Linked DNA regions of Homo sapiens: region 2 is linked to region 1. Evidence: chromatin loops called from intact Hi-C (ENCODE). Cell type or tissue: ascending aorta. All regions are shown on one strand. Each heading gives the region's core, and the rest is flanking DNA. Links, peaks and the distances in the headings are about the cores only.

The links. Peaks named below come from ENCODE experiments on the same cell type or tissue, not always from the same donor. Only the 100,000 strongest peaks of a DNase experiment are listed, where the experiment ranks them.
Region 2: a loop joins it to region 1, with 2.1 times the contacts of the local background. A loop is called at or near these places in 5 of 110 quality-filtered maps.

Annotation. Positions count from the first base shown.
Region 1 is chr10:86,775,979-86,791,635 of GRCh38, forward strand. The region is part of intron 1 of BMPR1A (bone morphogenetic protein receptor type 1A); the gene reads left to right. Among named protein-coding and RNA genes, the nearest start is that of BMPR1A, 27 kb to the left of the region's middle. In ascending aorta, for the core only: no CTCF peak of the experiment used is centred there; no DNase peak of the experiment used is centred there; H3K27ac peaks cover 429 bases.
Region 2 is chr10:86,824,231-86,839,887 of GRCh38, forward strand. It overlaps BMPR1A (bone morphogenetic protein receptor type 1A), which reads left to right. Exons shown (of 13, transcript NM_004329.3): 2 at 14,635-14,749. Among named protein-coding and RNA genes, the nearest start is that of BMPR1A, 75 kb to the left of the region's middle. RefSeq lists an enhancer at 13,234-13,826. In ascending aorta, for the core only: no CTCF peak of the experiment used is centred there; no DNase peak of the experiment used is centred there; H3K27ac peaks cover 217 bases.

The sequences.
Region 1 (15,657 bases), core at 5,001-7,500:
CAGTCCTCTCCCACTGCTCTCCAACTCCTGACACCTTCCATTGTCTCTCTTTTTCTATTTGCCTTCTTGTTCTTAAGGATTCTTAAATGTTTTAAGCAGCCTCTGTTCCCCTTCTTAGACTAATGTTTTTAAATGGGTAAAATACGTAAGACTTGTGAAGGAAAACAATTATTTTGAAATATAGCTATTAACATTTTTAGATATAGTAATACGTTTGTTCTTTTATTAACTTATTAAATAATCCAGGGGTGAGTATAACAACTGCCCTAATTTTTAGATGCTGATGAGCATAAATAATGCTTTGAGTTGCCTGCAGCAAGTAGTTTGATGAGAATATCTGATTTGTTTTTATTACAAAGTCACAGGTGTTGCTAATACTACTGTGTATCCTGCCTACTCTCATAAGTAAAGAAAAATTCAAAGTTCGGTTAGTGAAAATAAAAATGTAATCTTTTTCACATCTAAGGTTATGAACCTCTTGAATTTTGTGAGGCCATGGGCTTCTGAATAAGAACTTCTGCAGTTGAAACTTGGTTCACACTGGAGGACACTGATTGTTTTTTGTAGTCCACTCAAGCAGTGGAATTTTCTGTTGCAGACCCCCTTTCCTTGGGCCTGGAGGGGTTATCCTTTACCCCCTTTGCTACTTCCAGATCACTCTCCCTCCCACCTTCCTTAACATCAAATAGAAAACATGATATTCAATCTCATGATACATCTTGTAGTTTTCCATGGAACCTTGACTGACTTCCTTCTCATTTAATGAAGATTTTGTCTTATATGGCTCATTTTCTCTAGTACTTCTTTATTCTAGTTCTTGATCTCAACATCCAGGTGGGAGACTCTTCCACTACCTTCCTGGCCTCTTAATATCTTGACTTCCTGCAAAGTTTCCACCCTACCTCAGCTATCATGGTCATACCCCAGTTCTGTTATACAATAATAACAAAAAATTATAACCCCTTCCATAATTTCAGTTCTACCCTGATCATCACTTCCCACTTTACTGGCTCATGCCTTCTAGTGCCAACAATTCTTTTATCTCACTGAGACTTAGAACCCATTGACCCTATTATCTTTGCACTGTTCCTCACCATACTCTCTCCTTATGTCCTTACCCTTCTCTTTATTCAGTTTAATTTCTGTTGTTGGTCATGATTGTTCAGTTGCAAATATTCTCAGTACACTTGCCCTCACTTGCTTCATTGCTTAATAGAGAAACCCCAGTTTCTCTATTAAGAACCGCAGTTGGTTAAATCCAACTGTGCCTACTCTACACTTGTACTTTTTAAAAATGTGGTTTAGAAAAATGGATATCAACTGGGCACGGTGGCTCATGCCTGTAATCCCAGCACTTTGGGAAGGCCCAGACAGGAGGATTACTTGAACCCAGGAGTTTGAGATCGGAGTGGACAACATAGTGAAACACTGTGTCTGCAAAAAAATTAAAAAGTTATTTGGGCATGGTGGCATATGCCCGTAGTTCCAGCTACTTGGGAGGCTAAAGTGGGAGGATCACTTGAGCCTGATGAGGTTTAGGTTGCAGTGAGCTGTCATTGCACCACTGTACTCCAGTGGGTGACTGAGCCTGACCCTGTCTCAAAAGAAAAAAAAAAGAACATGTATTTACCCTCTTAACAATTATTAAGTATACATCACAGTGTTACAATATTGTTCATTATTTTATACAACAGATCTCTAGAACTTTTTTTTTGTTCTCTGCAGTTACAAGCTTTTAAAAATTTTATTTTTAGGCCAGGCGCAGTGGCTCATGCCTGTAATCCCAGCACTTTGGAAGGCTGAGGCAGGTGGATCACCTGAGGTTGGGAGTTTGAGACCAGGCTGACCAACATGGAGAAACCCCGTCTCTACTAAAAATACAAAATTAGCCAGGCATGGTGGTGCATGCATGTAATCTCATCTACCGGGGATGCTGAGGCAGGAGAATTGCTTGAACCCAGGAGGCAGAGGTTGCAGTGAGTCAAGATGGTGCCATTGCACTCCAGCCTGGGTAACAAGAGCGAAACTCAAAAAAAAAAAAAAAATTAAATTGACAAATGTACGTATTTAGGGGGTACATAATGTTGACATAAATGTACATATTTATGGGGTATGTAGTGATGTTTTGATACATATAATGCATGACAGGCTTGTCCAACTCATGGCTCATGGGCTACATGTGGCCCAGGATAGCTTCGAATACAGACCAACACAAATTCCTAAACTTTCTTAAAACATGAGATTTTTTTTGCAATTTTTTTTTTTGGTAGCTCATCAGCTATCATTAGTGGATTTTCTTGTTGTTGTTTTATTTAATTTTTTTATTTAAAAAATACATAATTTTTAATAGAAATGGGGTCTCACCATGTTGTCCAGGCCATTCCCAAACTCCTGAGCTCAAGCAGTCTGCTTGCCTTGGCCTCCCAAAGTGCTGGATTACAGATGTGAGCCACCGTGCCTGCCCTGCCGCTAGTGTATTTTATGTGTGGTCCAAGACAATTTTTCTTCTTCCATCGTGGCCCAGGGAAGCCAAAAGATTGGATACCCCTACTGTACAGTGATCAGATCAGGATAATTAGCATATCCATCATCTTAAACATTTATAATTTCTTTTTGTTCGGAACGTTTGATATTCTCCTTCTAGCTATTTGAAACTGTATATTATTGTTCACTATAGCCTTCCTACCGTAGGATAAAGGATAAAGTACTAGAATTTATTCCTCCTGTCTTGCTGTAATTTTGTATCCTTTAACAAATTTCTCCCTGTCCCTCCCTTTCCTCTACCCTTCCTATCCTCTGTTCTGTGTTTTACTTATAAGTTTTTTAGTTTCCACATGAGTGAGAACATGTGGTGATTAACTTTCTGTTCCTGGCTTATTTCATTTAATATAATGTCTTCCAGTTCCATCCATATTGCTGTGAATGAGTGGATTTTATTTATGTATTTTCTTTTTTTTTTTTTTTTTTTAAGTAGAGATGGGGTTTCACCATGTTGGCCAGTCTGATCTTGAACTCCTGACTTCAAGTGATCCATTCCTCTCAGCCTGCCAAAGGGCTGGGATTACAGGCATCAGTCACCATACTCAGCCCAGATTTTATTTTTTATGACTGAGGAGTATTCCACTGTGTATGTATACCATATTTTCTTTATCCATTCCTCTGTTATTAGATGTCCCGTTTGTCTAACCCATATCTAGGCTGTTTGAATAGCAGTAAACATGGGGATGCAGATGTGCCTTCAACAGAATGATTTCCTTTCCTCTGGATAAATTCCTAGTAGTGGAATGCTGGATCATATGGTAATTCTGTTTGTAGTTATTTGAGGAAACTCTGTACTGTTCTGTCTTGTGGCTGTACTAGTTTGTATTCCCACCAATAAAGTGTAAGTGTTCCCTTTTCTCCTGTCCTTGTCAGCACTTGTTACTTTTTAAATTGAATTGTTTATCTTTTTCCCCGTTTGCCCATTTGCCCATTTTTAATTGGATTGTTTATCTTTTTCCTGTTGAGATGTTTGAGTTACTTGTATATTCTGGATATTGGCCATTCTTTTTGATAATAGCCGTTTTAACTGGGGTTAGAGTTGTGGTTTTGATTTGCATTTCCCTGATGATTAGTGCTGTTGAGCTTTATTTATTTATTTAGACAGAATCTTGCTCTGTTGCCCAGGCTGGAATGCTGTGGCCTGATCACTGTCCACTCTAAGCTCAACCTCCTGGGCTTAGGCAATCCTCCTACCTCAACTTCCTGAGTAGCTGGGACTACAGATGTGTGCCAATGGGCCCAGCTAATTTTTAAGAGTTTTTTGGAGAGATTGGGTCTCGCTATGTTGCCCAGGCTTGTCTCAAATTCCTGGCCTTCAGCGATCTTTCAGCATCAGCCTCCCAAAGTGCTGGGACTACAGGTGTGAGCCACCATGCTCTGCCCTTCTTTGTTTTTGTTTTGTGAAAGAGACAGGATCTCCTTGTCACCCAGGCCAGAATGCAGTAGTGCGATCCTAACTCATTATAACCTTGAACTCCTGGCCTCAAGGTATCCTCCCACCTTGGCCTCCCGAACGCTGGGATTACAGGCATGAGCCCCTGGTAATAGCACCTGGCCTATTTCATTTGTTTTTTGGCCATTTTTCTTCTTTTGAGAAATGTGTCTGTTCAGATCATTTGCCCATTTTTTAATTGGATTTGTTTTGCTGTTGAGATGTTTGAGTTACTTGTATATTCTGTATATTAATCCCCTGTTGGATGAGTAGTTTGCAAATATTTTCTCACTTTCTGTAGCTCGTCTCTTCATGATGTTAATGGGTTCTTTTGCTGTGCAGTAGCTTTTTAGTTTAATATAATCCCATTTGTTTATTTTTGCTTTTGATGCCTGTGTTTTTGAGGTTTTACCCATAAAATATTTTCCCAGACCAGTGTCCTAAAATGTTTCCCCTATGTTTTCTTACAGTGGTTTTTATCATTTCAAATCTTTTTTTTTTGAGACGGAGTCTTGCTCTGTCGCTCAGGCTGGAGTGCAGTGGCACGATCTCGGCTCACTGCAACCTCCGCCTCCCAGGTTCAAGCAATTCTCCTGCCTCAGCCTCCCGAGTAGCTGGGATTACAGGCGTGCACCACCACGCCCGGCTAATTTTTGTATTTTTAGTGGAGACGGGGTTTCACCATGTTGGTCAGGCTGGTCTCGAGTTCCTGACCTCATGATCCTCCTGCCTCCGCCTCCCAAAGTGCTGGGATTACAGGCGTGAGCGTGAGCCACCACGCCTGGCTAAGGATTTATAATAGATTTAAAGCATTCTGATGGGCAAAGAACCAGGGAAAGGAAAGTCAAAGGCAGTACTGTCCAATATGACATGTAATTTTAAACTTTCTAGTTGCCACATTAAAAAAGTAAAAATAATCGTGTGAAATCAGTTTTGTTTTTTCAATTGAGACAAGGTCTCACCACGTTGCCCAGGCTGGTCTCAAGCTACTTGGGCTCAAGCAATCCTCCCACAGTGCTGGGATTACAGGTGTGAGCCACCGTGCCTGGCCAAAATCAGTTTTAATATATTTCTTTAATCTAATATATCCCTAACAGTATCACCATGTTGGTCAAGCTGGTCTCGAACTCTTGACCTGGTGATCCGCCCGCCTTGGCCTCGCAAAGTACTGGGATTACAGGCGTGAGACACCATGCCCGGCTCTCATTTCGAATCTTACACTTAGGTCTTTGATTTCTTTTGAGTTGATTTTTGTATAGGGTGAGTGTTGGGCGTCTGCTTTTATTCTTCTGCATATGGATATCCATTTTTCCCAGCACCATTTATTGAAGAGACTGTCTTTTTCCCAATGAGTGTTTTTGGCACTTTTGTGAGAAATCCGCTGGCTGTAGATAGGTAGATTAATTTCTGGGTTCTCTGTTTTGTTCCATTAGTGTATGTATCTGTTTTTAATGCTGCACCATGCTGTTTTGGTTACTACAGCCTTGTAGTATATTTTCAGGTGTTGTATTGTGATACCTCCAACTTTTTGCTCAGGGTTGCTTTGGTTATTCGGGGGCTTTTGTGGTTCTGTACAAATTTTAGGATTTGTTTTTCCGTGAAGAATGTCATTGGTATTTTGATAGGGATTGCATTGGATCTGTAGATTGCTTTGTGTAGTATTTCTGGCACTTTCTCATCTTGCCTGACTGAAACTCTGTACTTTAGAGCAACTCCCTATTTCCCTCTCCCTTCAGCTCCTGGCAACCACCAGTCTACCATTTTACTTTCTGTCTCTATGAGTTTGATTATTTAAGATACCTCATGTAAGTGGAATTATGCAGTACTTGTTGTTTTATGATTGGCGTATTTCACTTAGCATAAAGTCCCCATGGTTCATCCATTTTGTAGCATATGACAGGATTTCTTTTTTTTTTTTTTTTTTTTTTTGAGATGGAGTCTCACTCTGTCACCCAGGCAGGCTGGAGTGCAGTGGCGCGATCTGGGCTCACTGCAACCCCCGCCTCCCAGGTTCAAGTGATTCTTCTGCCTCAGCCTCCTAAGTAGCTGGGATTACAGGCATGAGCCACCACGCCTAATTTTTGTATTTTTGGTAGAGACGGGGTTTCACTACGTTGGTCAGCCTGGTCTTGAACTCCTGACCTCAGGTGATCCTCCCGCCTCGGCCTCCCAAAGTGCTGGGATTACAGGTGTGAGCCATCATGCCAGGTCCAGGATTTCTTTAGGGCTGAATAATATCCAGTTGTGTATATGTACCACATTTGTTGATCCATTTATCTGTTGAGAGACACAAGTTAATTACACGTTTTGGCTATTGTAGTGAATAGTGCTGCAGTGGACAAGAGTATGTAAATATCTCTTCGAGATCCTGTTTTCAATTTTTTTAGATATATACTGAGAAGTGGGATTTCTGGATCATCTGGTATTCCATTTTAAATTTTTTGAGGAACGTCCATACTGTTTTTCATAGTGATTGTACTGTTTTATAGTCCCACCAACAATGCACAGGAGTTCTAATTCCTCCACATCCTTGCCAACACTTGGTTTTCTGTTTTTTTGTTTTTTGTTTTTTTTTGATAGAGGTAATTTTAACTGGTGTGAGGTGATACCTCAGTGTGATTTGATGTGAGTTTTGCCGATGATTAGTGATGTTGAGTAGCTTTTCATATTTTTTTTGGCCATTTATGTATCTTCTTTGTAAAAATGTCTATTCAAGTCCTTAGCTCATTTTAAAGTTGTGTTATTTGTGGTTTTTGTTTTGTTACTGAGTTGTAGGAGTTTTTTTTTTATTCTGGATATTAAACCCCTATCCAATACATGATTTGCAAATATTTTCTCTCATTCTGTAGGTTGCCTTTTCACTCTTCCTTGGTTTCATTCTGGTTTTGGTTGATTGCTTGCCTTGCTGCACAGAAGTTTGTAAGTTTGATGTAATTCTGTGTCTATTTTTGCCTTTGTTGCCTGTGCTTTTTGTTTTGCAGCCAAGAAATCATTGCCAAATTCAGTATCATGAAGCTTCTCTATGTTTCCTTCTAGTTTTATGGTTTCAGGTCTTATGTTTAGGTCTTTAATCAATTTTTAGTTATTTTTTATTTATGGTTTAAGATAAGGATCCATCTTCATTCTGTTGCATGTGGACATCCAGTTTTTCCAGCACTATTTGTTGAAGAGATTATTCTTTCCCCATTGCGTAGTCTTGGCTCATCATTTGACCACATACACAGGGGTTTATATCTGGGCTGTCTGTTCTGTTCCATTGGTTTACATGTCTGTATGCTAGTACTATTTTGATCACTGTAGCTTTGTAACAAGTTTTGAAATCAGAAAGTGTGAAGCCTACAGTTTTGTTCTTAATCAAGGTTGTTTTGGCTATTTGGGGTCCTTTGAGATTACTTACTGATTTCAGGATGGCTTTTTCTCATTTTGCAAAAAATGACACTGAAATTTGATAGAGATTGCATTGAATCAGTAGATTACTTTGGATAGTATGTACATTTTAACAATATAAGGTCTTCCAGTCCTTGAACATGAGATGTCTTTCCCATTTGTGTGTTTAATTTTTTCCTCAGTTTTTTGTCATTTTTAGTGTACAAGTCTTTTGCCTCCTTGACGTTTATTTTTAAGTATTTTATTTTAGTTTTACTTTATTTTTTTAGAAACGGGATCTCGTTCTGTCACCCAGGTTGGAGTGCAGTGGCGTGATCATGGCTCACTGCCACCTCCCACTGCTGGGCTCAAGAGATCCTCCTGCCTCAGCCTTCCGCGTAGCTGGGACTACAGGCCTGCATCACCATGACCAGCTAACTTTTAAATTTTTTGTACAGATGGGGTCTTGCCATCTTGCCCAAGCTGGTCTCGAAGTGCTGGAATTACAGGTGTGAGCCACTGTGCTGGCCTTATTCTTAAGTATTATTCATTTTGATGTTATTATAAATGGAGTTATTTTCTTAATTTCCTTTTTGTGTTGTTTATTGTTAATGTATAGAAATGCAACTTATTTTTGTGTGTTGACTTTGTATCCTCCTGCTTTGCTTAGTTTATTATAATAGTTCTAACAGTTTTTTTGTGAAACCCTTAGGGTTTTTCATGTATAAAATCATGTCTTCTGTGAATGGAGATAATTTTACTTCTTCCTTTCCAATTTGGATGCCTTTTTTTCTTGCCTCCTTTTTCTGATTGTACTGTGTTGAGTAGAAGTGGTGAGAGTGGACTTCCTAGTCTTGTTCCTGATCTTAGAGGGAAAGCTTTCAGTTTTTCACCATTGTAATGTTTGCTGTGGACTTTTTATGTATGGTCTTTATTATGTTCAGGTAATTTCCTTCTATTCCTTCCTAGTTTGTTGAGTGTTTTTATCATGAAAGGTGTTGAATTTTGTCAGATGCTTTTTCTGCACCAGTTCAGATTGTTACATGATTTTTGTCCTTCATTCGGTTAATGTGGTGTATTACATTTACTGATTTTTGTGTGTTGAGCCATCCTTGCATCCTAGGAATAAGGCTCCCTCAGTCATCGTGTATGATTTTAATATGCCTTTGAATTTGGTTTGGTAACATTTTTTGAGAATATGTGCATCAAAGTTTAGAAGTGTTTCTTCAGTTTTTTTGGTGAGACTTTGAGGAGGTTTGGTATTAATTTTTCTCTAAACGTTTGGTAGAATTCCCCAGTGAAGCTATCTGGTCCTGGGCTTTTTTTGTTGTTGGGAAGTTTTTAAAATTACTGAGTCAGTTTCCTTACTAGTTATAGGTTTGTTAAGATTTTCTGTTTCTTCGTGATTCAGTCCTGGCAGGTTGTGTGTTTCTAATAATTCATCCATTTCTTCTAGGTTGTCTAAATTGTTGGCATGTGATCGTTCATAGTAGTCTCTTATCCTTTTCATTTCTGTGGCATTTGTTGTAATGTCCCCTCTTTCATTTCTGATTTTAATTATTTGAGTCTTGTTTTTTTTTCTTAAATCTGGCTAAGGATTTGTCAATTTTATTGATCTTATTTAAGATCTTTTTAAATGTAGGCATTTACTGCTATAAACTTCCCTCTTAGCACGGCTTTTCTGTATCCCTTAAGTTTTGGAATGTTCTGTTTTCTTCTTCATTTGTCTCAAGATGTTTTCTAAACTGCCTTGTGATTTCTTCTTTGAGTCATTAGTTTTTCAAAAGTGTGTTAAATATTTGTGAATTTTTTAGTTTTCCTACTGCTTTTGATTTCCCATTGTGGTCAGAAAAGATACTTGCTATGATTTCAGTCTTCTTAAATTTGCTAAGACTTGTTCTGTGGCCTAACATGTGATCTGTCTTGGAGAATGTTGCATGTGTACTTGAGAAAATGTGTATTCAGCTAGTGTTGGGTGTAGTGTTTTTTTGTTTGTTTGTTTTTGAGATGGAGTTTCCGCTCTTGTTGCCCAGGCTGCAGTGCAGTGGTGGGAACTCAGCCCACCGCAATCTGCGCCTCCTGGGTTCAAGTGATTCTCCTGCCTCACCTTCCCGAGTAGCTGGGATTATAGGCATGTGCCACCACATCTAGCTAATTTTGTATTTTTAGTAGAGACAGGGTTTCTCCAATTTGGTCAGGCTGGTCCCGAACTCCTGACCTCAGGTGATCTGCCCACTTGGCCTCCCAAAGCTGGGATTATAGGCGTGAGCCACTGCGCCCGGCCGGGTATAGTGTTCTTTATGTGTCCGTTAGTTCCAGTTACTCTCCAGTGTTCAAATTCTGTGTCTCCTCATTGATCCGCTCTCCGGTGGTTCTGTCCATTATTGAAAGTGGGGATACTGAAATCTCCTGCTGTTACTGGGTTACTGTCTGTTTTTTCTTTCAATTCTGTCAGTGTTTGCCTTGTTATATTTGGGTGCTCTGGTTCTGCACTTGCACCTTTACAGCTGCGCTTGGCTGGAGAATTAACTTGGCTGATTGGCCTTACCACTAATTACCACTAAGTTCAGGAGAGTCCTTAAAACTGCACAGCAGTAGTTCCTAGTTCATTTATTCTCCCAGTGTGACCTAAATGATCATTTAGACCTGCTCCTTCTCAATCCTTCAACGTCACTTTCACCGTCTTTAGCACACAACTTTGCTTTTCATTTTGTTGAGAAAACAGATACCACAAGAAAAATATCTGCAAAGCTCCTGCCACTACTGCCTGTGTCTGTGCTTCATGTATTCTCACATCCCTCAATTATTACGGAATGAACTGACCATGCTTCTAGCCAGGGCCAAAACCTGCACTGTGCTCACTCAGCCCTTGCCTCTACACTCTGCAGGGTCATTCTCCTCCACAACAACATACTGTTGTTTCTCTCATCTTAAAACACAACAAAACTTCTCTGAACTCCATTTTTCCTTCTAACCGTTGTTCATTTCCCACCCCGACCCCTTTTTTCCCTAAAAGAAGTATCTGCACTTTGTTTCCAATTTTTCTCCTCCTGATATTTCAGGAGGCTTTCCCTCCCAGCACCCTGTTTCTTGCACTGCTCTTGCGAGGTCAGCTCTGACCCTACCTTTCTCATCCTTGAATTATTTGACCTAGTAACAGTATTTGACACTGGTGATTACTTATTTCCTGCTCGTTGAAACACTTTGTTCACTTGGCTTCCAGGATAGCATACAAAGAAATTCCCCATCTCAGTCTTTTGTCACAGAGTCCCTCCAGGGCTCAGTCCTTAGACCTCTGTTTTAACTATGCTCATTTCCTTGTTGATCTTATTTGACCCACTGGCTTTGAAACCCTCTTTGTTTTAAAGTTTGACGGAAGTCCAAATTTTAAATCTCCAGCCTGAGCCGCTTCTTTGAAATGCAGACTTATGTTCCACCTGGATGTCTAATAGGCAAATGAAATGCAGCTTTCTCTAAAGGGAACTTATTCTTCCTCCAGTAACTTAATGGGCCATGCTTAGAATGGCTCTTTTTGTCCAAGAAAATTCAAAACCAAAACCAAATCTATTTTCTTCTGCTTTAACATCAGTCTACAGATTATTTTTGGTCTAAAGCATGAGATAGGGCTTTTTATTTATTTTTAATCAGGCGGCTAGCTAGTTTCTTAACAGTATTGAATAATATATTTTTAATTGTTTGAATTGTCATCTTTATTGTTCTGAGAATAATATCAAGGATTTAAGTGAAATTGCCATCTAATGTTTGCATTATAGATTTCATGCCCCTTTAAAACATGTGTTATATCAATTGAGAGCACACTCTTATAAAGTACAATCAATGATAATCAATGGATTTTTTAAAAAAGAACTAAATAAGTTGCATAAGAGCACAGAAACAAACTTTAAATTTAGCATTTAATAGACCAGGAACAACACACCAGTAAAGAAAGGGGTCACTAATTACTGTTTGGATACTTGGATTTTAGTTTGAAAAATAAGTAAAATTTACATAGTAAAAAGCAATAAAGTAAATTTAACACGGAAAGTAACAATGGAGTATGAAATATATGACCAAACTAATGGAAGTTTCTGTCTAAAATAAAAGATCTATTTGTAGGGTAAGTAATTAGATTGGGAGTAAAAGGCAGAAATAGTAAAATCATCACATGCACAAATGCTGTCTGTATTTAATCCCAGTTAAAGACATGGGAAATAAGATAACCCTAAGGCTATAATGCTCACCTATTAAACTGACAGAAGTATGTAATATGAGGAAATAGCATGTCTTGTTTGGTCAGTGTATTAGTCGATTCTCACATTGATACAAAGAAATACCAAAGACTGGGTAGTTTATAAAGAAAAGAGAATTAATGGACTCACAGTAATGCAGGCTATACAGGAGGCATGGCTGGAGAGGCCTCAGGAAACTTACAATCATGGCAGAAGGGGAAGAGGAAGCAGGCCTATCTTCACATGACAGCAGGAGAGACAGCAAAGAGGGGAATGCCACATGCTTCCAGATCTCTTGAGAACTCACTATCATGAGTACAGCAAGGGGGAAATCTGCCCCCCCCCATAATCCAATCATCTCCCAGCAGGCCCCACCTCTAACACTCAGGATCACAGTTCAACATGAGATTTGGGTGGGAACACAGAGCCAAGCCATGTCAGTCAGTATCATAAATTGGTTCAACCATAGAGGAAGAGAATTTGACTAAATACATATTTTAGGGAAAAGGGAAGTACTGTGGGCTCAGCGGTTTGATCTTAAAATTTCTATGCAGTGATGGCATACTATATTCCTAATCTAACTAGGGTTTGTTTCAAGGGAATTAGGGATAAGGTGAGTAAGCTAGTAAACCCAAGGCAAAATTTCTTAATGCTTTTTAAAATTTAAAAAAGAGGCCCATTCCGTTAGAGCATACATTGAATCAAATGTTTCATGTAAAACAGGATGGAAATGAACTTTTCTATTTGGCTAAGTGGTGTAGGCAGAAAAACCTATAGGCTTTCTCTTTTCATCAACTTCATGCTGAGTCCTGTCTCATTTTATTATTTACACAATTGAAATATAAAAAATTGTTCCCAAATGATGCCCCCCATACCCTAAGTTTAGGGGGCAGTAGTGTAAAGCAGTGTCCAGACATTGGTCTTAGGGCTGGAGTGGAAACAGACTCCTAGAGGTGCACAAGCACATGGATAATTTTACCTGAATCAATTTCCAAATCCTAAACTTTAAATGTCTCTTTTTTGAAGCATTTCTTCCTTTGAACCAGTGTTCAAGCGGTTCTTCCCTTTTTATTTTTTGATGTGGAGTTTGGCTCTTGTCACCCAGGTTGGAGTTGCAATAGTGTGATCTCGGCTCACTGTAACCTCCGCCTCCTGGGTTCACGCGACTCTCCTGCTTCAGCCTCCTGAGTAGCTGGGATTACAGGTGCCTGCACCATGCCCGGCTTATTTTTGTATTTTTAGTAGAGATAGGGTTTCATCATATTGGCCAGGCTGGTCTCGAACTCCTGACCTTAGGCGATTCACCCACCTCAGTCTCCCAAAGTGCTGGGATTACAGTTGTGAGCCACTGCGCCCAGTTCTGTTTTCAAATTCCTTTCCACCATGGCTTTTTCCATTATTAAAAAAAATGGCATAACTCTTCCTCTGACCCTTCTCTTACCATGATGCACTTGCCTTGTAGTGGGAAAACCTCAGGGATGAAAAGGGTGTCAGGACAATTCTAAGACACCAATGGAATAGTGCTGGAAGAATTAGATATTCAGTTGCAAAAGAATGCAATTAGACCTTTACCTCATACCATAAACAAAAATCAACTCAAAATGAATCAAAAACCTAAATGTAAGAGCTAAAACCATAAAAATCTTAGAAGAAAACATAGGTATAAATCTTGGTGACCTTGGATTAGGCAGTGATTTCTTCAATATGACAACAAAGCACAAGCAATCAGAAAAAAGTAGATAAATTAAACTTTATCAAAATTAAAAACCTGTGTGCATAAAAGGACGCTGTCGAGTGAGAAAACAAGCCATAGAATGGGAGAAAATACTGTAAAATATATTTGATAAGCAGCTTGTGTCTAGAATACATAAAGAACACATAACTGGCTGGGCGCCGTGGCTCACACCTGTAATTCCAGCACTTTGGGAGACTGAGGTGGGCGGATCACTTGAGGTCAGGAGTTCGAGACCAGCCTGGCCAACATGGTGAAACGCCATCTCTGCTAGAAATACAAAAATTAGCTGGGTGTGATGGTGGGCACCTATAATCCCAGCTGCTTGGGAGGCTGAGGTAGGAGAATTGCTTGAACCTGGAAGGCAGAGGTTGCAGTGAGCCAAAATCATGCCACTGCACTCCATCCTGGGTGACAGAGTGAAAACTCTGTCTTAGAAAAAAAAAACAAACAAACACGTAACTAACTTAGAAAACCAAAAATCTAATTTAAAAACAGGCAAAGGATTCAGATAGACATTACTCCAAAGAAGATGTACAAATGGCTACATAAGCTCATGAAAATAATGTCGTTAGTCATTAGAAATATAAATCAAAGGCTGGGCACGGTGGCTCACGCCTGTAATCCTAGCACTTTGGGAGGCCGAGGAGGGCAGATCATGAGGTCAGGAGATCGAGACCATCCTGGCTAACACAGCGAAACCCCGTCTCCACTAAAAATACAAAAAATTAGCCGGGCGTGGTGGCAGGTTCCTGTAGTCCCAGCTACTCAAGAGGCTGAAGCAGGAGAATGGCGTGAACCCAGGAGGCAGAGCTTGCAGTGAGCCGAGATCTTGCCACTGCCACTGCACTCCAGCCTGGACGACAGAGCGAGACTCTGTCTCCAAAAAAAAAAAAAAAAAAAAAAAAAAATATATATATATATATATATATATATATATATATATATATATATATATCAAAACCACAATGAGATTCTGCTTCTTACCCACTAGGATGTCTATAATCAAAAAGATAGATAATAACAAATGCTGGTAAGGATATGGAGAAATGGGAACCTCCAGACACTATTTGTGGGAATATAAAATCGTGCAGCTGGTCTGGAAACAGATTAGCAGTTCCTCAAAAAGCTAAATGTTGAGTTTCCATATGATCCAGCAGTTCCACTCCTAGATATATATCCAAAAGCATTAAAAACATGTTCACACAAAAATTTGTGCATGAAAGTTTACAGCAGCATTATTCATAATAGGAGGAAACAACCCAAATGTCCAACCGATAAATAGATAAACAAAATGTGGTCTGTCTAGGCAATGGAATATTACTCACCCATGAAAAGAAATGAAGTACTCACTCATTTTACAACATAGATGAATTTTGAAAACATTAATGCAGGTTGAAAGAAGTCAGTCACAAAATATCGTATGTTGTATTATTCTTATTTTTATGAAAGGTCCGGAAAAGGTAAGTCCACAGAGAAAGTAGATTAGTGATAAAAATGTACTGGAATTAGTGTTGATGGTTGCACAACTTTGTGAATATGCCGATAGCTACTGAACTGCACACTTTAAAAGAGTGAATTTTATTATACGTCAATTATATCTCCAAAGAATGGAATAAAGCCTCAGGGGCCCCCAAAGTGGTGATTCCAAATATTGGTTTTAGTGTTAAGAAAATGAATGGCCATAGCCTTTGGAGAACAAATCCTTTCATGGTTTTTCAGTTTTCCACTTCTAACAAAATTGAAGGATCAATTCCAATATTTACAAATAATAAATGTGTTAGCTACTAAATCATTTAAAATATTTCTGGTGGAAAACAACTATGTAATTTTCAACAGATAACTCAGAAGAAATTTTAAAAGTCATGTGACCCAACTGACAGAATTCCTTTTATTTCCATCACCTGTTTATATGAGCAAGCCTTCTCAGTGCTTGCTTTTTTTTTTTTTTTGAGACAAAGTCTCGCTCTGTTTCCCAGGCTGGAGTGCAGTGGTGCGATCTCGGCTCACTGCAAGCTCCGCCTCCTGGGTTCAAGCAATTCTTCTGCCTCAGCCTCTTGAGTAGCTGGGACTACAGGCACGTGCCACCATGCCTGGCTAATTTTTTGTATTTTTAGTAGAGACGGGGTTTCACCATGTTGGCCAGGCTGGTCTCAATCTCCTCACCTCGTGATGTCCCCGCCTCGGCCTCCCAAAGTGCTGGGATTACAGGCGTGAGCCACCGCACCCAGCCCTCAGTGCTTTCTTGAAACACACGCACAGAAAAGTAGAAATTCACTAAGTGATGTCTGATTTTAGCAATAATTATTCAAAGAGATACATGAACTAATGAAGAAAAAAAAAAAGCCCTGTCCATC
Region 2 (15,657 bases), core at 6,750-9,249, 50 kb after region 1:
CTAGTTGGCTGTTGGATTATGTGCATTGTGTTGGGGTAGTAGTTGCTGCTAATTGCCTGTCTGCAGCTCCTCAGAACCTGTTGTTGCTTCCTTTTGAAACCTTCCTTGATTGCCCTAGTTGCTGCTCATCCTGCATCCAGGCCCCTCCCTTAGGCATGTGACTCACGGATTTAAAAGACAGTGCTGTACGGTAATTAACTACCTGCCTCTCATCACACAGAGATGAGAACTTAAATGTAGGCTTCCCATCTAAAACTTTCTTCCCTGTGTGTTTATCCACCCACGGACATGGAGCAGCGCTGTCCCACACCTGGCCTTTTGGAGGAAATATTGCTAGACTTATTTCTCCTGTTTGAAATCACTAGTTGGCATATTCGTGTACAAGGGATGGATTTTACATGGGTGCTCTTAATTGAAAATAATTTTATTTTCTGTAACTTCTAGAATTTTGTTAGTTTATTGATGCACACATATTGGGTGGGTGACAGTTGGGTTTTTTATGAAGATAATTTTAAGTTTTTAGTAAATAATTAAGTCAAGTATTACATGACAGTTTAATTGGACTAAATTCTGACATAACCTATACATCCTTAAGGTGACCGGTGGTTATCATTTTCTATGAAATGTAATTAGTTTTTCAGGAAACTTTGTCCACATAAAGGAATTGATTCCACCCTTACTACCTGCTTAGCAATCCTGAAAAATATTGTAAATATAATCTTAGAGTATGCATCATTAGGAAATAAATCTATTTTGAGAAATAAATTTTAACGTACACTATTAATAGGACATTTAGAAATGTAATTTTCTAAATATATTAGAAATAATAGGACATTTAGAAATGACATTCTTTTTTTTTTTTTCCTTGCTTTTTGTTTGTTTGTTTGTTTTAAGACAGGGACTCACTCTGTTTCCTAGGCTGGAGTGCAATGGCGTGATCATTGCTCACTGCAGCCTCAACCTCCTGGGCTCAAGCGATCCTCCCACCTCAGCCTCTGAAAGTGCTAGGATTACAGGGTTAGCCACCAGCACCCAGCCAAGAAATCCCATTCTAATGTATTAGTATGGTTTTATCTATTTTAGCAGTGTAAAATAAAGTCTTTGTGAATTATATATAGTATAATTGAATTGCCAAAATAAACATCCTTGCCCTCAAATTGCTTATGATATTGTTTCTGAAGCACAGACATAATCTTTTGACCTTTTAAGCAAAAAATTAATTTTTCATTTAACTTTTTTTGTTTGTGTGTGTGTGTGTGTGTGTGTGACAGGGTCTTGCCCTGTTGCCCAGGCTAGAGTATAGTGATGCAATGATGGTTTACTGCAGCCTCAACTTCCCAGGCTCAAGTGATCCTCCCACCTCAGCCTCCTGAGTAATTGGGACTGCAGGCACGTGCCACCATACTTGGCTAAATTAACATTTTTTTGTGGAAATATGGTCTTGCTATGTTGCCCACACTGGTCTTGAACTCACGGGCTGAAGTGATCCTCCTGCTTCAGTCACCCAAAGTACTGGGATTACAGGTGTGAGCCATCGTGCCTGGCCTTTCATTCAACTTGTAATTCACAATTTCCAGAAAAAAAGTTTTAAAATTACTGATGGAGGAAAGATCTTTGGGACTTGCTTGTAAATATGTTAATATTTGATCTTAATAAGCTCTGTCATACTAACACTGTTTATTAAACTTTGTGGTAGAATTACTACCCATAACTAAAGAATGAAATGCATATATTTGCAAATTGTTAAAAATTTATAAATCGATAGAAAAGTTGAATGAATAGTGAACACCCTTGTGTCTTTCACTAACTCAGTGGCTCACTTGCTAACGTTTGCCTCATTTGCTTTCTCTGTTTATAAAGACATATATACTTTTTTTATTCCCCTGAGCCATTTGAAAGTAAGCTGCAAACATCTTGACATTTAACTTCTAAACATTTTAGCACGTGTATCCTAAGAGCAAGGTTGTCTTCCTGAAGAGTTACATTATCATACTTAAGAGATATAGTATTAATACAATATTATCTAACATGTGATCCCTATTTAAATTTCATTTATTTTCTTCCCCAGAACAGTTCTTTATAGATGTTTTAATTTTTGATCCAGAAACCAAGGGAAAAAATATATCTATATCTATAGAGAGCTAAATAGATCTATATTTGATCCAGAAACCAATCAAGGAAACACACACACACACACACACACACACACACCCGCTTTTGGCTGTCATATTTCTTTAGTTTCCTTTACTTTAGGATAAGCCACTACCCCACCTCCATCTACCACCCGGCAGTGGTCTTTTATGAAATCTCATCATATTTTTCCTTTTCTTATATAAGCAGTCCCACAATTTGCTGGTTATATTTCATGCCTAGATTAAAATAAGAATATTTTGGAATGAATATACTATATAGATGGCATTAATTTTCCATTATATTACATTAGGAGAAGTAATTTTTTTTACATGTTTTTTTTCCGCTGTATAATAGTTTAGTATTTGTTTTAATATACTTCTGTTAAAGATTTGTGATACTGTGTCTTTAAATTTCAAAATAGAATTTTGTAATTTACTCTTAATTTTCTTAGTATGTTGTATTCCAAAATTATAGAAAGTGCTATAATAGACATTTATGTACATTACATAAAGTAATAGACATTTATGTAATGTGGGCATAGATTTAAATTTTTTTTAAATTGTTAAAATATTAACATTTAACCATGTCTGCTTTAGATAGGTTTAATCTTACAAGGATCTATCTACTTATCTTTCTATCTATTTATAATGTATATATCCATTTTAAATAATAATAACAATACATGAATAAATCTGGTCCAAACTTCTATCTTGAGAAATGTAACAGCAATTTTGAACTCCTTCATCCCTCAAGACAATTATTCCTCCCTTCCCAGAGGTAACCATCCTCCTAAATTTGATGTCATTCCCTTAGTTTTTTCTTAAGTTTTACCACATTTGTGTTGTCCCTTTAACATACTTTTTTTTTTAAGCTTTTCCTGTTTTTGAGCTTTATACATATGGAATTATTCTGTATATATTCTTCTTGGGCTTGATTTTTTTATTTATATTACAATTTTGAGATGTCATTTATGTTGACATTGTTAGCCGAAGTTCATTAATTTTTCACTATTTGATATAATATTCCAAATTACTGGAATATGGAATATTCTATGAATATACCACAGTCCATTTTACTGCTGCTTGACACCTCGGTTTCACCTAGTTTTTGGTATGGAAAAAATACTGCTTTAAATATTCTTTTGCGTGGCTCATGGTAGCTAAGTACAAAAGGTTCTCTAGGTTATATGCATAGACCTGGATTGTTGAGTCTTGGGTGTATACACCATCAGCTTTACTAGGTATGGCAGAATGTCTTCTTTTACACAGTTGTGGAATAAGCCAGATGAGTTCAAGAGGAGCAAGTTTGTGAGAGGATGGACAAGTGAGTTAGTGAGTTACATTTCATTTGTTTTGAGTTTTAGCCTATTTAGTTAGAAATGTTAAGTAGGCATTTGAGATGTGTTTACTTTTTTAGCTCCACCCATCTTTGTTTTTTCCTAGGTTGACTCATTCAGGTATGTCATCTCTCCCTTCTCCTTAAAGTGGCCTTTAAAGAAAAAAGTTGCAGGCCGGGCACGGTGGTTTACACCTATAATCCCAGCACTTTGGGAGGCCAAAGAGGGCGGATCACAAGATCAGGAGTTCAAGACCAGCTTGGCCAATATGGTGAAACCGCATTTCTACTAAAAATAAAAAAATTAGCCGAGCGTGGTGACACGTGCCTGTAATCCCAGCCACTTGGGAGGCTGAGGCAGGAGAATCACTGGACCTAGGGAGGTGGAGGTTGCAGTGAGCCGAAATCGTGCCACTGCACTCTACCCTGGGTGACAGAGTGAGACTCTGTCTCAAGGAAAAAATTGCAGTATCATGGTACAACAATTACTTGATCGTAATAGAAGATGTGTTCAGTTTTTATATCTTCAGTCTCAGGCCATCCGTCATATGCAGCCTTTTTGTTTTTATAGACCTTGAACCACAGAACTACATTAAGCTAGTTTGCTGTTTTCCAGGGATGACATAAAGGAGAAGTGGGTAGAGGGTGATGCTGTTATTAGCAAGTGTGCATTCCAGGTAGCGGTTCACAAAGGGGAAAAAACGTAAAGGAAAGACGGGTGCAAGCTAAAACAAATAAGCCAGTAAGTAAAAAACCACAACACTCTTTTGTGATTATTTAGATCTGAAACAAATAGCAGCATGTATTAATAGTCCCTGATGATTTCACTGTATTGTAGCATAACTCTGGTATTCATAATGTCAATTCTGAATTTCTTTATGTGTTGAGAGAGTGTAATCATGCTGATTTTAGCAGATCTGGTGAACCCTTAGCAATCTAGAATCACTCTCTGATAATTCCTGAATTAACAGTAGAAATTTAACTGTTTTATGTGGTGAAATTATTCTAGGAAGCTTGTTCCATGGGACATTTACCTATTAGCTAATAAAACAAATGGTCTATTGATAATTTCTCAAAAGCTCTGTATAAAAAAAAAATATATATACAATAATTTCTCTACTGGCCGAATTGGATTTACTTGGAAAAAGAAAGAGGGTGTTATCAAAAAATTTAAATGTCTTGTTAGGTTCGTAAGTTGTAGAACAAGAATGAGAATGTGCAAGTGTTTTTATGCTTCATTGTTGGGAAGGATAAATTGCAAAAGAACATAGAGCTGGGTGATTTTCTGGGGTTCAGTCTGTTGCGGGTGCCACAGATTGGCACTCCCCTCGGAATTGCCACACCTTCACGGAGCCAGAACAGGAGGGATACGGAGGGAAAGGGCCCTTTCCCAACTTCAGACTGAGCACCCAGAAGTTGACCTGGGACTGCTGTTTTGTTTCTAGGAAACTAGAAACCTTGGCAGAATTGAAATTTCGTAGTGATTTTTTCTTCTTTGCTCTCCAAAAAATAAACTTGTATGTACACACATATGTATATACACTCACACCTACATAAAAGAAAGATAATTTCAAAGAAATAATATATCTCGTATAGTCCTTGAACAGTTATTTTACTATTCAAAGTAGGTTCTTCAAAATTTTTAATTTGAAATAACTAGGTTTACAGGAAATTGCAAAAAATAGTAAGGAGAGGTCCCTTGTGCCTTTCACCTTTCCCTTAATGGTAACTTCTTACTACCCACAGCACAGCATTAAACTAGAAATTGACATTGGTACATTTTATGTGTTTAGTGCTGTGCTGTTTAAACATATATGTAGTTGATTTGTGAACCACTGTGGCATCAAGACACAAATGCTGCCACCACCAAGCTCTCCCTTGTGCTGCACACACCTGCCCCATGGCAGCCAGTAATCTGCTTTTCATCTCTATGATGTTGACATTTCGAGGATATTAATAAATGGAATCACATAGTATGTGACCTTTTAAAATTAGCTTATTTTCACTTGGCGCAATTCCTTGAGATCTATCCAAGTTGTGTGAATCAACAGTTCTTTCCTTTTTATTGCTGAATAGGATTCCATGGTTTGTTTAACCATTCACCTTTTGAAAGATAATCTCTTTCCCTAGTTTTTGGCTTTTAACAGTAAAGCAGCTGTGAACATTCATGTTCAGTTTTTTGTGTGGACATAAATTTTTATTTCTTTGGGAGAGGTGCTGTTAAAGAAAAAAAAATTATTCAGTGACACTTGTTAAAGCATGGGAAGGAAGACATTATTCAGGATCATCCCTGTAAGTGTAGGGACCACTACAATAGTGTCTTACAGTGGGTGGGGAGAGAGCGTGGCCTCAGTGCTGGATGTAGCATGGGGAAGTGGGAATTTGTAGCCAAGGAGCTGGTTGAGGGCCAGTGGATGGAAAATTCTCAAGAGGAAATGTCAGGTGTAAGGGGTTTCTGCCTAAACTGACCGTAACAGGATTCTTTCTTGCTGAAGACAGGCCAAGGTGATCAGACATCAGCTGGAGGGTGGCAGAAGAAGAAGAGGGTAATCAGACACCTTGACGGGAGGTTTGCTAATCTGGCTTAGCAGGGTTCTTTGCTAAAACAGGAATTTACAAGGAAGTACACAGATAGGCCTGGGAGAAAAGTTCAGGAGCCTGGCTCATTTGGTCAAGCAAAGAATCTTTGCCAGAGCCCAGGGGTGTGCAGTTGGTGGCTTACCTGTAAGTAGCTGTGCCATTTTACATGCTCACTGGCAGTGTATGAGAGATCCAGTTTCTTCACATTCGTGTCCACATTTGGTGTTGTCACTATTTTTTTATTTTAGCTGTGCCAGTAGGTGTGCAGCATAGTTTGGTTTGCGTTTCCCTGATGTCTAGTAATGTTGACCATATCTTTTCATGCGCGTATTTGCCGTCTATATATCCTCTTCAATAAAATGTCTTTATATTTCTTGCCCATTTTCTAGTTGAAATTTTTTTCAATTGTTGAGCTTTGAGATTTCTTTATATATCCTAGATGAGGCTTTTATCACATATATTGTTAGCAAATATATTTTCCTAGCCTGTACCTCATTTTTTTGCCTTCTTAAACAGGTCTTTTGTAGAGCAAACATTTTTAATTTTGTTGAAGTTCAGTTTATCGTGTTTTTTTTTCTTTCATGGATTGTATTTTTGGTGTCATTCCCCATTCCCCATTCCCCACTCTCCAGCCCCAGACGGCCACGAATCTACTCTCGGTCTCTGTGAAATTGCCTATTCTGAATATTTCCTATAAGTGGAATCATATGTCTGGCTTCTTTCACTTAGCATATATTCAGGCCTCATCCCTGTTGTATCATGAACCAGTTCTTTTTATGGCTTCGTTTATTTTTAAGGTTGAATAATGTTCCACTGCATGGATAAGACCACATTTTGTTTAGCCATTTGTCAGCTGATCGGCAATTAAGGTTGTTTTCACTTCTTCGTCTGCATCAGTACAGCTGCATGTGTACCCTTCAGCCCTGCACCTTCCTTATACACGATGCACAGATGTACGCATGCGAGTACTTGTGTGTACGGTTTTGTTTTCTTTTTTAAATAATGGAGGATTAACTTATTTTATAGTTTTTTTCTTCGATATTTGGGATGTCTTTTTATGTCTATATAAAAAGATATATCTCATTATTTTAAATGACTATGTAGTGTTTAATGTGACTGCTTAATTGATCCTATTCTAATAAACATTTAGATGACATTGGGTAACTTCTTGTTTTTCTTTTTTATATAACAGTGGCACCAGGCACAGTGGTTTATGCCTATAATCCCAGCACTCTGGGAAGCCAAGGCAGAAGGATCACTTGAGCCCAGGAATTTGAGACCTGCCTGGGCAACATAGAGAGACCTTATTTCTACAAACGAACAAACAAACAAAAAATTATCCAGGCTTGTTGGCACTTGCCTGTAGTCCCAGCTACTTTGGAGGCTGAGGTGGGAGGATCACTTGAGCCCAGTAGGTGGAGGCTACAGGGAATTAGGATTACACCACTGCACTCCAGCTTGGGTGACAGAGCAAGACCCTGTCTCAAATAAAAAAATAGTGACACTAATCATCCTTGTACAAGTGTCTTTTTTGGTGCATAGCTCATTTTACCTACTTTTGGATTTTTCTCTTCAATGCCATTTGTCATTAACTTATTTAGAAGTGTATTGATTACCTCCTATAGGCCAGGCACTGTACTGTGTATCAGACACTAGGGACACAAGCACTAGTAAAATGCTATGGCTATACTCAAGTTTTTTGTAAAGATGATATACCTATAAGTAGGTAATCATGGTTCACTGTGATAAGTGCACAATGTGTTATTACTAGAATCCTGTGGAACGAACTGTAGCAGAAGGTAAGGCAGGTTACGTTAAATAGATTGAAAACAGATTATAGCAGTCTGTGAATGCCCTTCTAATGAATTTGGACTTCATTTTGTACATAATTAGAAATCATTGAAAAAGGCCGGGCGCGGTGGCTCATACCTGTAATCCCAGCACTCTGGGAGGCCTAGGCGGTTGGATCACGAGGTCAGGAATTCGAGATGAGCCTGGCCAAGATGGTGAAACCCTGTCTCTACTAAAAATACAAAAGTTAGCTGAGTGTGATGGCACATGCCTGTAGTCCCAGCTACTTGGGAGGCTGAGGCAGGAGAATTGCTTGAACCCGGGAGGCAGAGGTTGTGGTGAGCTGAGTTCGTGCCATTGCACTCCAGCCTGGGCGACAAGAGCGAAACTCCGTCTAAAAAAAAAAAAAAAAAGAAATCATTGAAAAAATGTAGGCACACTTAAATTTTTTAACTTTAGTAAATTTTTGTGCTGTGACTGTTTTAGAACACTTTATCACCTCCCACAATCACTGCCTTCTACCTCCTCATCTAGGCAACCACTGCTTATTTTCTGTCTCTAAATTTGCTTTTCCTAAACATTTATGCGTTGGAAACATACAGTATGCAGTATTTTTACATTGGCTTCTTTCATCTAGCGTGTCTTTGAGGCTCATGTATGCTGTAATGTGTATCAGTATTTTGTGCCTTTTTACTGCCTAATGATATTCCATTCTGTGGTGATGACAATTTATGTGCTCAGCAATTGATGGATGTTTGGATTGTTTCCAGTTTTTGGTTATTATGAACAAAGCTGCTATGAACATCTGTAGATAAATCTTTGTGTGGGCACATATTTCTCTTGGGAAAAGGAAATTTTGGATCCTGTGATAAGTTTATATATAACTTTAAGAAATTAGGGCATGGTGGCTCACGCTTATAATCCCAGTGACTCGGGAGACTGAGGCGGGAGGATTGCTTGAGCTCAAGAGGTCAAGGCTGAAGTGAGCCATGATTGGGCTACTGCACTCTAGCCTGGACAACAGAGTGAGACCTCACCTCTAAAAGAACAAAGAAAAAAAATTTACAGACTATTCCTCAAAGTGACTGCATCATTTTACAGTCCTGTCAGCAATGTATGCGGGTTCCAGCTTCTCCAGATGCTCGACACTTGGTATTGTCTTTTGATTATGGCCATTTTAATGGCTGTATAGTGTATCTCATTGTAGTTTTAACTTGCATCTTCCTAATGACAGGGTGTTTATAATCTTTTCATGAAGCATAGTTATATTTTAGAGACATGAGTCCAATGAATAGAGGTAAGAATGGAGGTGAGCTACATGAAAGATGAGAGCCTACGTCAGACAATATGTGTAGAGATGGGGAGACATTTTAAAGATACGTGTATCAGAGCTAGAATGAGCAGCATTTAGTAACTCCTGAGTATAATAGATGAAGCAGAGGGAGGTGGGGCTTGTGATCCCAAGATTTTAAACTTCGGCAATTGGGCACTTTTTGGCTAACGGTGCTGCCATTAGCCAAAAAGTGACTGCCGGTACATAAACAGATTTTGTGCTGGTGGTTGATGGCTTTTATATTGATCTTATTCTCTTGATGTGCCACTGGAATAAACATTTAATAGAGTGTTTGGAAACATGTATCTAGTTCAAAAGAAGGATCTGGGCTGAGGTATAAATTTAGGGCAGTTTACATTGTGTAGGGAACAACTAAATTCATGGAAGTAAATGATGTATCTGTTCCTAAGTCACCCTATCTGCTGAGTTACTTGTGACAAATTGTTTAAACAGTAAAAGAATTTAATATGAAAAGATACACGTTAAGATGATTCTAGGATTAATTCATTCAGGCATGACAGCATCACCAAGGACCCAGGTTCTTTCTATCTTTTAATGCTGCTGCTGTTCTTGATCTGTTGGGTTGTCCTCATGGTCCAGTTCTTGTTTACACATTCAAACCCAGAATTGCATGCAAAAAGGCTGGGAGCATGTGTTTTTACCTGGGTCTTTTTTCATCAGCCAAGAAAACTTTTCCTAAAAGCTCCCTAGCAAACTTACTTTCTTGTCTTCTTGGCCAGAATTGCATTAGGAATGTGTTACCAGACTACCCACTGGCAAGGGGAATGGAAATTGTCACAGTTGGTTCAGACCAGAGCTTTCTAGCCCAAGTATTTTTTTCTGTTATCTCTTCTGGAAGAAGCCTTTTCCCCTTGCCTTTTGAGTCTCTTCTGTAGTTCAGGTAAGTTAGATTTTCTATGCAACCCAGTTTTGTATCATTGAGTTGTTACTATTCAATACTTCACAACAGCAAATACTTGCCAAAATCCTACACTGTGTCATGCTGGATTCTAGGATACAGAAATGAATAAGAAACTTGTAGTTTGACATAGATACAAGCTTAAACAGAAGAGTGCTATGATAGATTTGTACACTAAAGTTCTTTTGGACTATGGATTTAGTACAACTGTTTATATGTTTGGTTTTATGAGTAAAGGCATCTTGAGTTTCAAAATCAACCTTATATTCAATTTATAAATGAAGTTTTGGAAATTTAGAACGCAACCCATTCATGAGTTGACCCTCCCTTTCTAGTTAGGTGGTTACATGTTTATTATAGGGGTGCATGGTATACTATCCTAAAGTAACTGTTCATTTGAGTTATTTACAGCTAAAACCACATTATGTTTTTCTGGAGCATAATGTTTGTGTTTTCTAGTTATCGTACCAAAGTAAACAGTAATATCTTTAGCTTAAGAACCCAACTGAAATGTTTGTAAAATATAGATTGTTTTGTAATTTGGCTCTTTTTTTTTAATGGTCCTATGAATGCAACTATAGTGTTTGCAGTATTTGTACAGTGCATGGGGTGCTTTTTCTGGGTGCTGAGAAGGGAGGAGAAATGATAGGGAAGAGGGGATTTGGAGTAGCCGAAGGAAAAAATGTGCAATCAGTGTTGTTGATTCCACCGAATTCTAAGAATTCCATTACATCTTGATATCTGGTACAAGCTCAAAGTTAATCTTAAATTTTGGCTTAGGGCATGGCCGTACTTGCTGGCTACTTGGGAGGCTAAAGCAGGAGGATCCTTAGAGCCTGGAAGGTCAAGGCTGCTGTGAGCCATGACCGTGCCACTGCACTCCAGCCTGAGTGACAGAGTGAGACCCTGTCTTTAAAAAGAAAAAAAGAAAAAAAAAAAAAACAGAAAAAAAACAAACAAGTGTCCAGGAGTGGTGGCTCACGCCTGTAATCCTAGCACTTTGGGAGGCTGAGGCGGGCGGATCATGAGGTCAGGAGTTCAAGACCAGCCTGGCCAACATGGTGAAACCGCATCTCTACTAAAATACAAAAATTAGCTGGGCATGGTTAATCCCAGCTACTGGGGAGGCTGAGGCAGGAGAATGGCTTGAACCCAGGAGGCAGAGGTTGCAGTGAGCTGAGATCGTGCCACTGTACTCCAGCCTGGGTGACAAGCAAGACTCTGTATCAAAAAAAAAAAAAAAAAAAAAAAAAAAAAAAAAAAAAAAGGTGTTTTGGCCTAGATTGAGTAAAAGAATATTTACACTATTCTTTTCTGTAAAGCAAATCTTACTAATAATAGAAATCAGTGGGTGACATTCTGAAACCTTATAGATAACTGTTATGATATCCATAATCAGTGCTTGTCCTTGGATTCTGCATGGGTAGTGAGCTTTAAAGTATCTTGTTGGTTTAAGATTTAACCATTTTAATAATTTTGAAAACCAAGATGGATGCATACATTCTGATGACAAGAAAAGATGTTTTGTAAGGGAAATGTGGAATTAAAATGAACTTTTTGTGTTTGTTTGCAAATAATTATTAATGTTGAAGAAATTTTGATGTTAGCTCTGAGTTATGAATGTTAGAATATATTTAGAAATGTTTGATTTTCATTTTTCCATGTCATTAAGAAGCTTGCATATGTTTTTTAAAGAATTGCCTTCTTTTTAATGTGTTTTCTACAACTAATAGGCTTAGAAATTTCAGACACAAAATCTTTGAAAAAATGACTTGTACTTACTTAGCGTTTTGTTTTGACTAACACCCCTGGTGGTTGTTGAACCACAAGTTCATAGTGTTAAAAGCCTGTGGTAAATTACCCAGTAAGCTAAGTGATTAAAGTTGTTTGGAACATTTTGCTCATGTACATCTTATTTTTATGTGTATACATATTTATAGATCTGTGCTCATAGGACTATAGCACTATATTGCAAAGGTCCTAACCTTTATTCACACAACTTCCAGTGTGTACAATGTGACTTGCAGAGCTGTACTGTGGAGCATATCCTTTCCTGTGTCTTTTGTTTACCTCTGAGTAATGAAGTCAAATCTTACTTGATTTTCCTTGGCTGGTCTATTTTATTTTATTAAGTTCTGGGATACATGTGCGGGACTAGCTAGTCTTAAATTCAGTCTTTAGGAAACGTTTTCTGGGCTGGGCACAGTGGCTCATGCCTGTAATCTAAGCACTTTGGGAGGCCGAGGCAGGCGGATCACTTGAGGTCAGGAGTTCGAAATCAGGCTGGCCGACATGACGAGACCCTGTCTCTACAAAAAATATAAAAATTAACCTGGCATGGTAGTGTTCGCCTGTAGTCCCAGCTACTCAGGAGGCTGAGGTGGGAGGATTCCTTAAGCCCAGGAATTCGAGACCAGCCTGGGCAACACGGCAAAACCCCATGTCTACAAAAAATATAAAAATTAGCTGGGCATGGTTGTATGTACCTGTAGTCCCAGCTACTCGGGAGGCTGAGGCCGGAGGATTATTTGAGCCCAGGAGGTGGAGGCTGCAGTGAGCTGTGATTGTGCCACTATACGCCAGCCTGGGTAATGGAGCCAGAGCCTGTCTCAAAAAAGAAAAAGAAGAAAAGGTTTTCTGAAGTTTATGTTAAGTGTTTGTACATGTGGGAAAACAGGGAAGAACAGATCATCTGGGGTTTTGGACTTTTGAAGATGGGATGTTTGAAAGCTCTTTTGGTTATGTTATTCGCTATTTTTTAAACTTTAGATTTAGCCTGAAGCCTAAAACTTTTAGCCAAGGAAACAATGTTTTAGTAAATGGTGCTGTAATAAACAATAGTTGGTAAGTAGTTTACATGTTAATTTTATAATGATACATTGGAAATATCTGGCAGAATTAGAATCAGGCTGTGTGTGTGTGTGTCTGTGTGTGTGTGTGTGTGTGTGTGTGTAATCAGGCTGGTCTCGAACTCCTGACCTCAAGTGATCCACCCACCTCAGCCTCCCAAAGTGCTGGGATTACAGGCATGAGCCACTGCACCTGGCCAGGCCATATATTTTTGAAACAGACACTTTGATGGACTGTTTTTACTTTTATGGGGATAAATTCATTTGAACTTTGTTTAATACAGTGATTGCCTGCTCTCTCTCCCACACCCTTAGGGAAGAATGGTGTAGTTGGCAAAGAATGGCTTTGGAGGAAAATCTCTTTATGCCATTTCTAAAATGGAAATAGTGCATTTCTTTTCTTGATTAGTAAAAGGGAAATTAAAGATTATGAGCATCTCAGAAGAACACTGAACACCAACTCTTTATTTTTGCCTTCCCTCATTTCTCTGAGCGACAGCCTGAGAGTTTTATAGTCATATGAGGACTCTGAAAAATGTTAGAGACCTGGCTAAGTTGTAGGTAACTAGTGCATTGAGAAGACTGAAAGGCTCCTGAATGCAGACAAAGCATTACTAATTGCATTCAGGGTCAGGCTGTCTTTAGCCGGACCATGAAAGATACAGCAGCCTGTCTGCTGAGCGGAGACTCTTGTCTTTAAGAAAGACTGCTACCTGATATGCTAGACCGTTTCAGGTTGCCCTAGTTTACATGAATTTAGTCATTATCGCCAAGACTGCTAAACCTCAGTGTGATACTTCTAAATGGACTTGAAGACAAGGTATTTGACCTTGCAATGGGGCATAGGCAACGTTCATACAGTTTTTAAAACACGAAACAGAATACTTTGCTATTTGAAGTTTCCGTTAAAAGATTGAATGATTTTTAAGATCGCAAAGTAAACAGCAGACATACCTTTAGAAATTTTTTTATGACTTGAACCCAGGAGGCGGAAGTTGCAGTGATCCGAGATGGCACTACTGCACTCCAGCCTGGGCGACAGAGCAAGACCTTGTCTCAAAAATAATAATAATAATAATTTAAGCTTTAATAGTTCTATCTTTTAGATTTATGAATGCTTGCCCCTTAAAGGGTAAGGTGTTAATAGCAGTACTAATATACGGTAGTTTAGACCTATTCCACAGGCATAGACCAACCAGTGCAATTAATTCTTCAACCTCACAAGTCCTAATGTTCTAGGTAGAAGTGTGGCTGAAATTAAAACTGGTTATTAGACTTTGTAATACAAAAGTAGAAAAAAGTGATATTAGCTAGGTGGTCCAATATATTTTTGTCTAAGTAGGAATCTGAATATTGTAGAATTGTACATTTCGGTGCTGCTTCTAGCTATTCCTGTTCTTTTTTTTTTTTCAAATTGAGATGAGTTTTTTTTTTTTCCATCAAAGCTTAAGATAACATAGGAATTTTATATGGAAGTACTGTTCCCACAGAACTAACTTTACAAATGTAAAGCTTGGGCAGAGGTTGAGGAAAATGGTAAAGTGATAGATTTCGTAAAAACTGTAGAAATTTTCATTGACTTTACTTTGAAAATGTATAGTTGTACATGCGAAACGCTTCTAGTATTGCTTCTAGATGTATTATTCTGACAAAGTTCCCTAAGTCTTAAATAAGTTCTTTTTTTTTCTAAACAGACTTATGAAAATATGCATCAGTTTAATACTGTCTTGGAATTCATGAGATGGAAGCATAGGTCAAAGCTGTTTGGAGAAAATCAGAAGTACAGTTTTATCTAGCCACATCTTGGAGGTAAGGAAAAGAACATAATTTAGAATAATATGAAATTTCTCATTTTTTAATAGTTGAAAATAATCCTTCTACACTGCAACTTTATTTGAGCCTTCTTCAGTTTCTTTGTAACACCACAACTTTATAGTAGCTTCTTTAGTTTCCTTAATCATCTTCCTGACGAGTTCATAAGTAATTCTAATATATATTCCTCATAAATGTTGAACCTCTTCAGGAGTGAAAGGTATTTATTTCTTACTAATCACTTTCATAAATCTCCTTTTAGAAGATAAGCATTAAATGGTTTATATGTTTATTTCTTCCCCCTAAGTTTGCAAAGCAGAGTTCAGCATGCAAGATTAGGCCAGGTGTGCCTGTAATCCCAGCACTTTGGGAGGCTGAGGCAGGTGGGTCACATGAGGCCAGGAGTTCGAGACCAGCCTGGCCAACATGGCGAAATCTCGTCTCTACTAAAAATGCAGAAATTAGCTGAGCATGATGGCCTAAGCCTGTGATCCCAGCCACCTGGGAGGCTGAGGCATGAGAATTGCTTGAACCCAGAATGCAGAGGTTGTAGTGAGCTGAGATCATGCCGCTGTACTCCATTCTGGGCAACAGAGTGAGACTCTGTCTCAAAAAAAAAAAAAAAAAAAAAGATTATATTGAAAAATGAATGTTTATGTTATTCTGAAATTTTTACGCTTTTTAGAATTCAGAATTTTTTTTTTTTTTAAGACAGGATCTTGCTTTGTCACCCAGGCTGGACTGCAGTGAGCATAGTTTCAACTCCCTGGGCTCAAGCGATCCTTCTGCCTCAGTCTCCCACATAGCTGGGACTACAGGCACACATCACCATGCCCAGCTAATTTATTTTTTGTAGAAACAGGGTCTCATTATCCCTCTGTGTTGCTCAGGCTGGTCTTGAACCC